Regions from separate parts of the Homo sapiens genome. Here region 1 is linked to region 2. The links are chromatin contacts, found by Hi-C or POLR2A ChIA-PET in ENCODE. All regions are on one chromosome and are shown on one strand. The core of a region is the stretch at or near the end of the contact, and the rest is flanking DNA. Distances in the headings are between cores, read along the strand shown.

Region 1 (4,119 bases), core at 373-2,872, 53 kb after region 2:
GGGCACCAAAGACCGTCGCCAACCTCCTCACATCTGGAGTGGGCAAGGGCTCAGGACGGGGCTGGCTCAAGGCGCAGGGAGATCGAGTTCTGCCCACCTGGACTCCATCTCTCTTCTCTGGTCAACAACATGAATGGCGGCAACACTAGGAGACATCCCCGCAGGAAATGCCACACCTCTCTCTAATCTCCAGACAGCAGACACCCCTTCCCCACTAACCAAAACAGAAACAAGACACAAAAACTTCAAAACAAGAAAGTGTGGACTGGCAAAGCTGTCTGCACCAGCGCCTCTGCACCGGGCTCCCTGGAGGACGCGGTCATCAGTTCCGCGCAGGCACTGGGGGTCTGCGAATCTTGGTTCATAAAAAATCACCCTGAATAAATAATGAACGGTGCAACCTCTCTGGAAGGCAATTTGATAATGTGTGTTAAAGTCCCCAAGTAAATATTTATGCCATTGGCTGGACTCATAAAAGTTATGATATATTCATAGAATGCACCCAAATTTATTTTAAAATAATAGGTACTTTTAACACATTAAACCCTAATTTGTTTAAAAAATCAAACATATATACTCTTCAGCATATATATGTACATGTGCTTACATTGTATATAGCTTTTACATTTTAATTAGGGCCATATTATGCATGCTTTTCCCCTAGTAATCACTGTGAGCACTTTCCACATCAATGAATATAAAAACGCACGTGTTTATATATATACACACACACACATAGATATTCACACATACTCACATATGTACATGTATATGTAGTATTTATGCGGAAGATTCCATTCAAGAACAAAAATGAAATGTTCTCACACATCTTCCCAGAGAAAAAAAAAAATAAAAGAAAAAGTCTCCAAAAAACCTTGGCACTAAGAGCTGATGTTCTCATGTTCTGACCTTAAAGACAACTGGCGATGAGGAGGAAGACGATGAGGAGGGCGCCCTACCAGCCCTGATCTTGCCCTCTCAGGACACCTGGGGACACAGGTGCTCACTGTCCACACCTGCTGCGCTGCAGACCACTAACAACCAAAACCTTCTGAAGAAGAGAAGGCTTTGTTTAACTGAGTTTTTAATTTTATGTGATGCTGAATATTTATGGTATGAACATCTGAGCCTTTGCTCTTGAACTGAATGTCCTTCCAGGAACACAGCCTCCTTCTCTGGGTGAAGCTCCACCTGCCAGACCCTCCGCCTTCACTCTGCCCTGCTGCACTCCTTCCTCCTGTGGGCTACTTGGGCCCCTGGGAACAGGACTGACCGGGAAGGGTGTGTGTCCTGCCCCTTCCCTGTGCCGGGATGGGAGTCTGGTGAGAAGGGGGTGCACAGGGGTTCCACCCGCCATACTCGGCATCTTTCTAGGCAAGTCAGAATGTGCACAGGAAGGAAGCTCTGACTAAGCTACCTCGAACTATTCTCAACAATTTCTAAATGACACAGTCCCTGGTTTGTCAGAAGAGAAGTAAGTAGCAAAAGACAGGTGACTGCATTCACGCCACTTTCCCTTCCCCCAGTGTAACCCCAAACCCCGAGCCCCCTTACAGCTCTCCTATAGAAAGGGAGCCTCCTTGGCAGACATTCTCACACCCTGGGCCATGGCAGGCTGCGGGCACTGGGCCTAAGGGTGGGCTCAGGAGGACACACCTCCGCAGGGCTCCAAAGGGGACCCGCTGGTGGCAGAGCCTGAACACAGCACAGGCGGTAGCAGGGTCTCCAGGAGCCGGCAGCATCGCTCCCGGAAGCTCTCCAAAAGCAAGAGGCCCGTCGACTCCCCTTCATGGTGGATAATCAAGCGACCAGATCTTCAAACCCAACTTTCCAAAACCTAGTGGTTAACCTAAAATTCCTCGCATTTTAAATGGAAATGGTAATGAAACTGAAATTTGGGGGAAGAAACTTAATGTATCTGTTTTCTCATTTTTCTCAGTGATAGAATCAGTAACCATTTTAAGGCTAATAACTTGATAAATGTCAGTCTAAATATATTATTTATATGTTATAAAGAGAATCACCAAAACTCAAAATAACACTGCAAGTAACAAAATCAGAAGGTTGGAGAAAAGAGACGGCAGAAAGTGTCTGTGCCGACGGGCTACTCTCTCACATCGTCTGAAGGTGCTGGAACAGGAAAGCACAGTTTAGGGAAAGCGTATGAGCTCATAAGAGTTCACACAATAAGAACTAAAAAGAGAGCACGGCCTTCCAAATCACCAGAAGGAAAAGAAACCACACACACCAGACCAAATAAAAGGTAAGAAAGCCCATATCCAAGAAGTCAAATAGGAAACAAAACAAGAAGCATTCACAACAGAAAACAGGGTCGGGCACAACAGCTCACGCCTGTAATCACGGTGCTTTGGGAGGCTAAGGCGGGAGGGGGATCGTTTGAGGCCAGAAGTTTGAGACCAACCTGGCCAACATCATAAGACCCCATCTTTCCAAAAAATTAAAAAGTCAGCCAGCAGTGGTGACACGTGCCTGTGGTTCCAGCTACTCGGAAGGCTGAGGCAGGAGCACTGCTTGAGCCTGGGAGGTAGAGGCTGCAGTGAGCCATGATCATGCCACTGTACTCCAGCCTGGGCGACAGAGTGAGGCCCCAGCTCAAAAAACAAAAACAGATAAACAGAATATAAAATTGGATGAAAATTTTAGGAGAAATATGTCCATTTTATCAACATTCATAAATAACACAGAGTCACATGAAAATTACCAGATTGGATAAAAAACAGGACTGAACAATCATTATATTAAAAACAAATCCATACTGGTACCAAAACAGAGATATAGATCAATGGAACAGAACAGAGCCCTCAGAAATAACACCGCATATCTACAACTATCTGATCTTTGACAAACCTGAGAAAAACAAGCAATGGGGAAAGGATTCCCTATTTAATAAATGGTGCTGGGAAAACTGGCTAGCCATATGTAGAAAGCTGAAACTGGATCCCTTCCTTACATCTTATATAAAAATTAATTCAAGATGGATTAAAGACTTAAACATTAGACCTAAAACCATAAAAACCCTAGAAGAAAACCTAGGCAATACCATTCAGGACATAGGCATGGGCAAGGACTTCATGTCTAAAACACCAAAAGCAATGGCAACAAAAGCCAAAATTGACATATGGGATCTAATTAAACTAAAGAGCTTCTGCACAGCAAAAGAAACTACCATCAGAGTGAACAGGCAACCTACAAAATGGGAGAAAATTTTCGCAACCTACTCATCTGACAAAGGGCTAATATCCAGAATCTACAATGAACTCAAACAAATTTACAAGAAAAAAACAAACAACCCCATCAAAAAGTGGGCGAAGGACATGAACAGACACTTCTCAAAAGAAGACATTTATGCAGCCAAAAAACACATGAAAAAATGCTCACCATCACCGGCCATCAGAGAAATGCAAATCAAAACCACAATGAGATACCATCTCACCCCAGTTAGAATGGCAATCATTAAAAAGTCAGGAAACAACAGGTGCTGGAGAGGATGTGGAGAAATAGGAACACTTTTACACTGTTGCTGGGACTGTAAACTAGTTCAACCATTGTGGAAATCAGTGTGGCGATTCCTCAGGGATCTAGAACTAGAAATACCATTTGACCCAGCCATCCCATTACTGGGTATATACCCAAAGGACTATAAATCATGCTGCTATAAAGACACATGCACACGTATGTTTATTGCGGCACTATTCACAATAGCAAAGACTTGGAACCAACCCAAAAGTCCAACAATGATAGACTGGATTAAGAAAATGTGGCACATATACACCATGGAATACTATGCAGCCATAAAAAATGATGACTTCATGTCCTTTGTAGGGACATGGATGAAATTGGAAATCATCATTCTCAGTAAACTATCACAAGGACAAAAAACCAAACACAGCATGTTCTCACTCATAGGTAGGAATTGAACATTGAGAACACGTGGACACAGGAAGGGGAACATCACACACCGGGGACTGTTGTGGGGTGGGGGGAGGAGGGAGGGATAGCATTAAGAGATATACCTAATGTAAATGACGAGTTAATGGGTGCAGCACACCAGCATGGCACATGTATACATATGTAACTAACCTGCACATTGTGCACATG
Region 2 (3,621 bases), core at 1,044-3,543:
TCTGGGGGCTGCCCTGTGCTCACCGTGACCCCTGCTTCCCAGCAGCCCCACTGCTCTAGTCCTCCAACTCCCGCTGCAGCCTCCCAGACTCTGTGCTCCTCTTCAGAAAGGGCTGCCCGTGCTTGCCCCACTCCTATCACTGTCTTCTCAAAGCTCGCTTGCTCGGCTGCCTCACAGGGGGACCCAAGGCGGCCCTGCCCTGGTCCAGCAGGCTCTGCACTCCAGCTCTCCATCCTCCGCCAGGCCCCAGGCCCACCCTGCCCCTGGCTCCTCATCCTGCCCTTTCCAGCTTGGGCCCCAGGGGCACCATCTGAACCACGATCCACACTCCTGTCCCTTGCTCCTTCTGCCCTGCAACCCCACGCCCTGCCCCAGCCAGTAGGACAATGGAGTTTCTCCACAACCAGTCCAGGCAGTGGACTGGCTCTGGGGGCACAGATCGGGGTCTCCCCCAAAGCGGGCTCCCAGGTGCCGGTTGCCAGCGATTCTCAGGAAGCCACCTCCTCTCTCAGGTCCCAGTGGGTCACTGCTGTCACGTGCTGCCTCCCATGGACGCCGGTCTCACTCCTCCTTGCAAGTTTGTGTGTCCCTGGTCGAGTTACCCAAATCCAGACGGTGTGTCTGCCGTGAGTGCAGCTTATGTGCCACTGGCAAGCACAGCGGCTGCCAGAGTGGAGGACGTGGGCCACCTGTGCTGGAAACACCTTTTGGGATGTGTCGGGGTAGCGGGCGGCCTCCACGGAAACAAGGGGGATCGCGTCTGAGCTGTGGGGGGGTCTCACTACACATAGCTGTCCATTTTGAGGCTTGAGAATAGCTATTTTTTTTCCAACGAAATTACTGATATTTCGATTTACAAAAACTCCCTTATGGGATTTTTTTCTAGAAATGAAATGAACCTTGAGAGCAGCAGAAAACTACATTTCAAAGCGATCCTCTGTTGCCCTTGCTCACTGTTTCAAGCCGCATCACCTCGCCACTCGCTCGCACTGTGCTCTGTGAACTCTCCCCCGAAGGCCTTCTTTTGCATGGCAGGTCGGCTCTCTTCAGTCCTCAGACGAACAAGCCTTTTGTGGTCTCTGTCAATTGCGTGGGCCCTGGCAGGGTTTCTTAGTATAAAATAATAGAAGTACCACGGGGGCTTCCTGACTAGCCTAAGAATTATTGAAACGTCAGGTGGGAGCGCTGTCGGAGCACAGAGGATTCAGACAAGAGTTCCAGTTTAAGTGGCTCTTATTGTGGCTGAAAAATGGCACAACATTACCAAGAGTAACGACAGGCACCAGCCTCCGGAGCACTGCTCGGTCCCTCTGCAGGGGGGCCCACTCCCATGAGGACGGCCACCGTGTGAGTGGACCCCCAGACCACGTCACTCTGGAGGGGGGCCCACCCCGTGAGGATGGCTGCTGTGGAAGTGTACCCCCAGACCACGTCACTATGGAGGTGGGTCCCCCTGTGAGGGCAGGGGCAGCTGCCGTGTGAGTGTACCCCCAGACCATGTCACTCTGGAGGTGGGCCCCTCCGTGAGGACGGCTGCCGCACGAGTGTACCCCCAGAACACGTCACCCACATCCGAGCACCACTGTGCTTGGGGTTTCAATTCCTCACCCTCCTTCCCTGCCTCCGGTGAAGAGCTGGCTCCATGCAAATCTACCGGCGATCAGACAGTCCTCTGGGCCCCCAGAGAGGAGGCCGGGGTGCTCCCCACACCCACACTTACCCGTACCAGTAGCGAGGGTCGCTGGAAATGCAGTGGTTCAGATTCCGGTGGGCCAGCGCCTTCTTTTTATTGAGGACAAATTCTTGTAACTTCATCTTCACTTCTGTGCTGGCCACGGCACCTGGCGTGGGAGAAAGCATAGCAGGGGGTGAAGTGTGGCTCTGCCCTACAGCAGCAATGCAGGGCAGCGGGGCCACAGAGGGAGGGAAGGGCTGGGGACGGCTATGCACCTTCAGGACGCTGTGGCCTCCTGAGCGCTTCCTCAAAGAACCAAGGCCGGGAGGGGTTTTAATGAGAGGTTTTCTTCCCATCAAGATTTTACATCATTGCATTCTATTTAAAATGCAGATTTAATCATCCGAAAGACTTATTGTTAGCTAACACAAAACCCACTTCTGAAGGAAGTTTTAATATTCTTACATAAAAGAACACTCTGAATTAGGCAGTGGCAGCGTGGTGGTTGCATTCTTGCTACCGCAAAGCAGAATCTAAGAGAGAAGGCTTTGTGCAAATGGATGCATCACGCAGGGACAAAGCCAGTCTCACAGGCAGGCGTGCTTCCTTCTACACCTGCGCCGACATGACGGCCGGCTCTGCTTCCAACAGCATCAAAGGGCAGCGCCTGTCCTCCCCAGCTTGGCAGCTCAGACTCAGGCAGAGTGACTGCACCAAGTGGGACCGAAGTCGAAACTGTGGTTTTCTTCCGTGGCGGTGATTCTTTTTCAAAGCCTCATTAAAGGGAACTGGCAAAAAAGGCCACTCTCACCGCCTGAACACAAGGCCTGTTAGCACGGAGGCTGCTCGCCTCAGATCTCCAATCTAACCACACAGTACTTCTATCCTTCTTACAGCACCTTAAGTATCTTCCTAGTGTTGCATAATATTCAGATAGCGTTTGTAATGGTCAAAAACACACCTTGAGGTGAGTGAAGCATGTTTACAAAACCACTTCCCGACTGGGAGACAGTTTTGGTTGTTAGAAACCACGCTGCAGTGAACATTTATGAGTGGGTAACACTGACTACCTTTAGAATTACTTGCTTAGGACATCTTGGCAAAGTGACTACATCTAACAAACTTACTATTCTAACCCTCGGCACATCTTGGTAAATTGCTGTCCAAAATATCCCTACACATAGGCCAGGCCCGAAGGCTCACACCTGGAATCCCAGCACTTTGGGAGGCTGAGGAGGGCAGACTGCCTGACCCCAGGGGTTCGAGACCAGCCTGGACAACATGATGAAACCCTGTCTCTACTAAAAATACAAAAATTAGCCGAGTGTGGTAGCATGTGCCTGTAGTTCCAGCTACTTGGGAGGCTGAGGTGAGATAATCACCTGAGCCCGGGAAGTCCAGGCTACAGTGAACCAAGACTGTGCCACTGCACTCCACCCTGCGCAATGCGAGTTTAGACCCTGTCTCAAAAGAAAAAAAGAAAAACGAAACTTCTCTACACGCTGACCCCCTGAACCACCCATCCACCTGCAGCAGGGGCAGCTGCTCCTCCTGCTGGTCCTCAAATCACCATTTGCCCAAATCCAAAAGCCAGCAGGCATCACTGTGAGGCACCCCTGAGCACCACTGGACACGCGCCGATTTCCTCTCTTGCAAGATAATTCATGTCCTTGGCTTATGTGTTCTTAGAATCTTCCGGCGATGTGCACAGTGGTGTTGTGGGTCTGTGTGTGTGTGTGTGTTTCATACTTGTATCCACTGGAGTTGCGTGGGTTTCTTATGATAATGGCTGTATCGAGAGCCTAGTATATGCCAGCCCTGGCCTGGTTCGGCCTCGCATGAGAGCTATAAATAGGTATTCTCATCCCCCGACTGTGGATGGAGAACACAAAGGCGGCCAGGTGCGCCTCAGGTGAGGTTGGCTCAGTTACCAAGTCTCATGGACG

Evidence for each region. A loop is a pair of places that touch in the nucleus more often than their neighbours do. ChIA-PET counts read pairs that join two places held with the same protein, here RNA polymerase II (POLR2A). Pooled maps may share reads with other maps.
Region 1: a loop to region 2 is called in a map of CD4-positive, alpha-beta memory T cell, with 1.8 times the contacts of the local background. The contact joins two enhancer-like sites. A Hi-C loop is called at or near these places in 2 of 168 maps with a recorded cell type or tissue (CD4-positive, alpha-beta memory T cell and endothelial cell of hepatic sinusoid) and 7 of 50 pooled maps. POLR2A ChIA-PET finds 5 or more read pairs at or near these places in 4 of 52 experiments (MCF 10A, OCI-LY7, WTC11 and 1 more).

Annotation. Positions count from the first base shown.
Region 1 is chr2:239,215,477-239,219,595 of GRCh38, forward strand. All of the region lies in intron 3 of HDAC4 (histone deacetylase 4), which reads right to left. Among named protein-coding and RNA genes, the nearest start is that of HDAC4-AS2, 24 kb to the left of the region's middle. RefSeq lists an enhancer at 1-329. Within about 2 kb of position 1,623, at least 4 of the 41 ENCODE cell types and tissues checked have a DNase peak (open chromatin) inside an H3K27ac peak, as active enhancers do.
Region 2 is chr2:239,162,083-239,165,703 of GRCh38, forward strand. It overlaps HDAC4 (histone deacetylase 4), which reads right to left. Exons shown (of 27, transcript NM_001378414.1): 6 at 1,721-1,841. Among named protein-coding and RNA genes, the nearest start is that of HDAC4-AS2, 30 kb to the right of the region's middle. Within about 2 kb of position 2,294, at least 5 of the 41 ENCODE cell types and tissues checked have a DNase peak (open chromatin) inside an H3K27ac peak, as active enhancers do.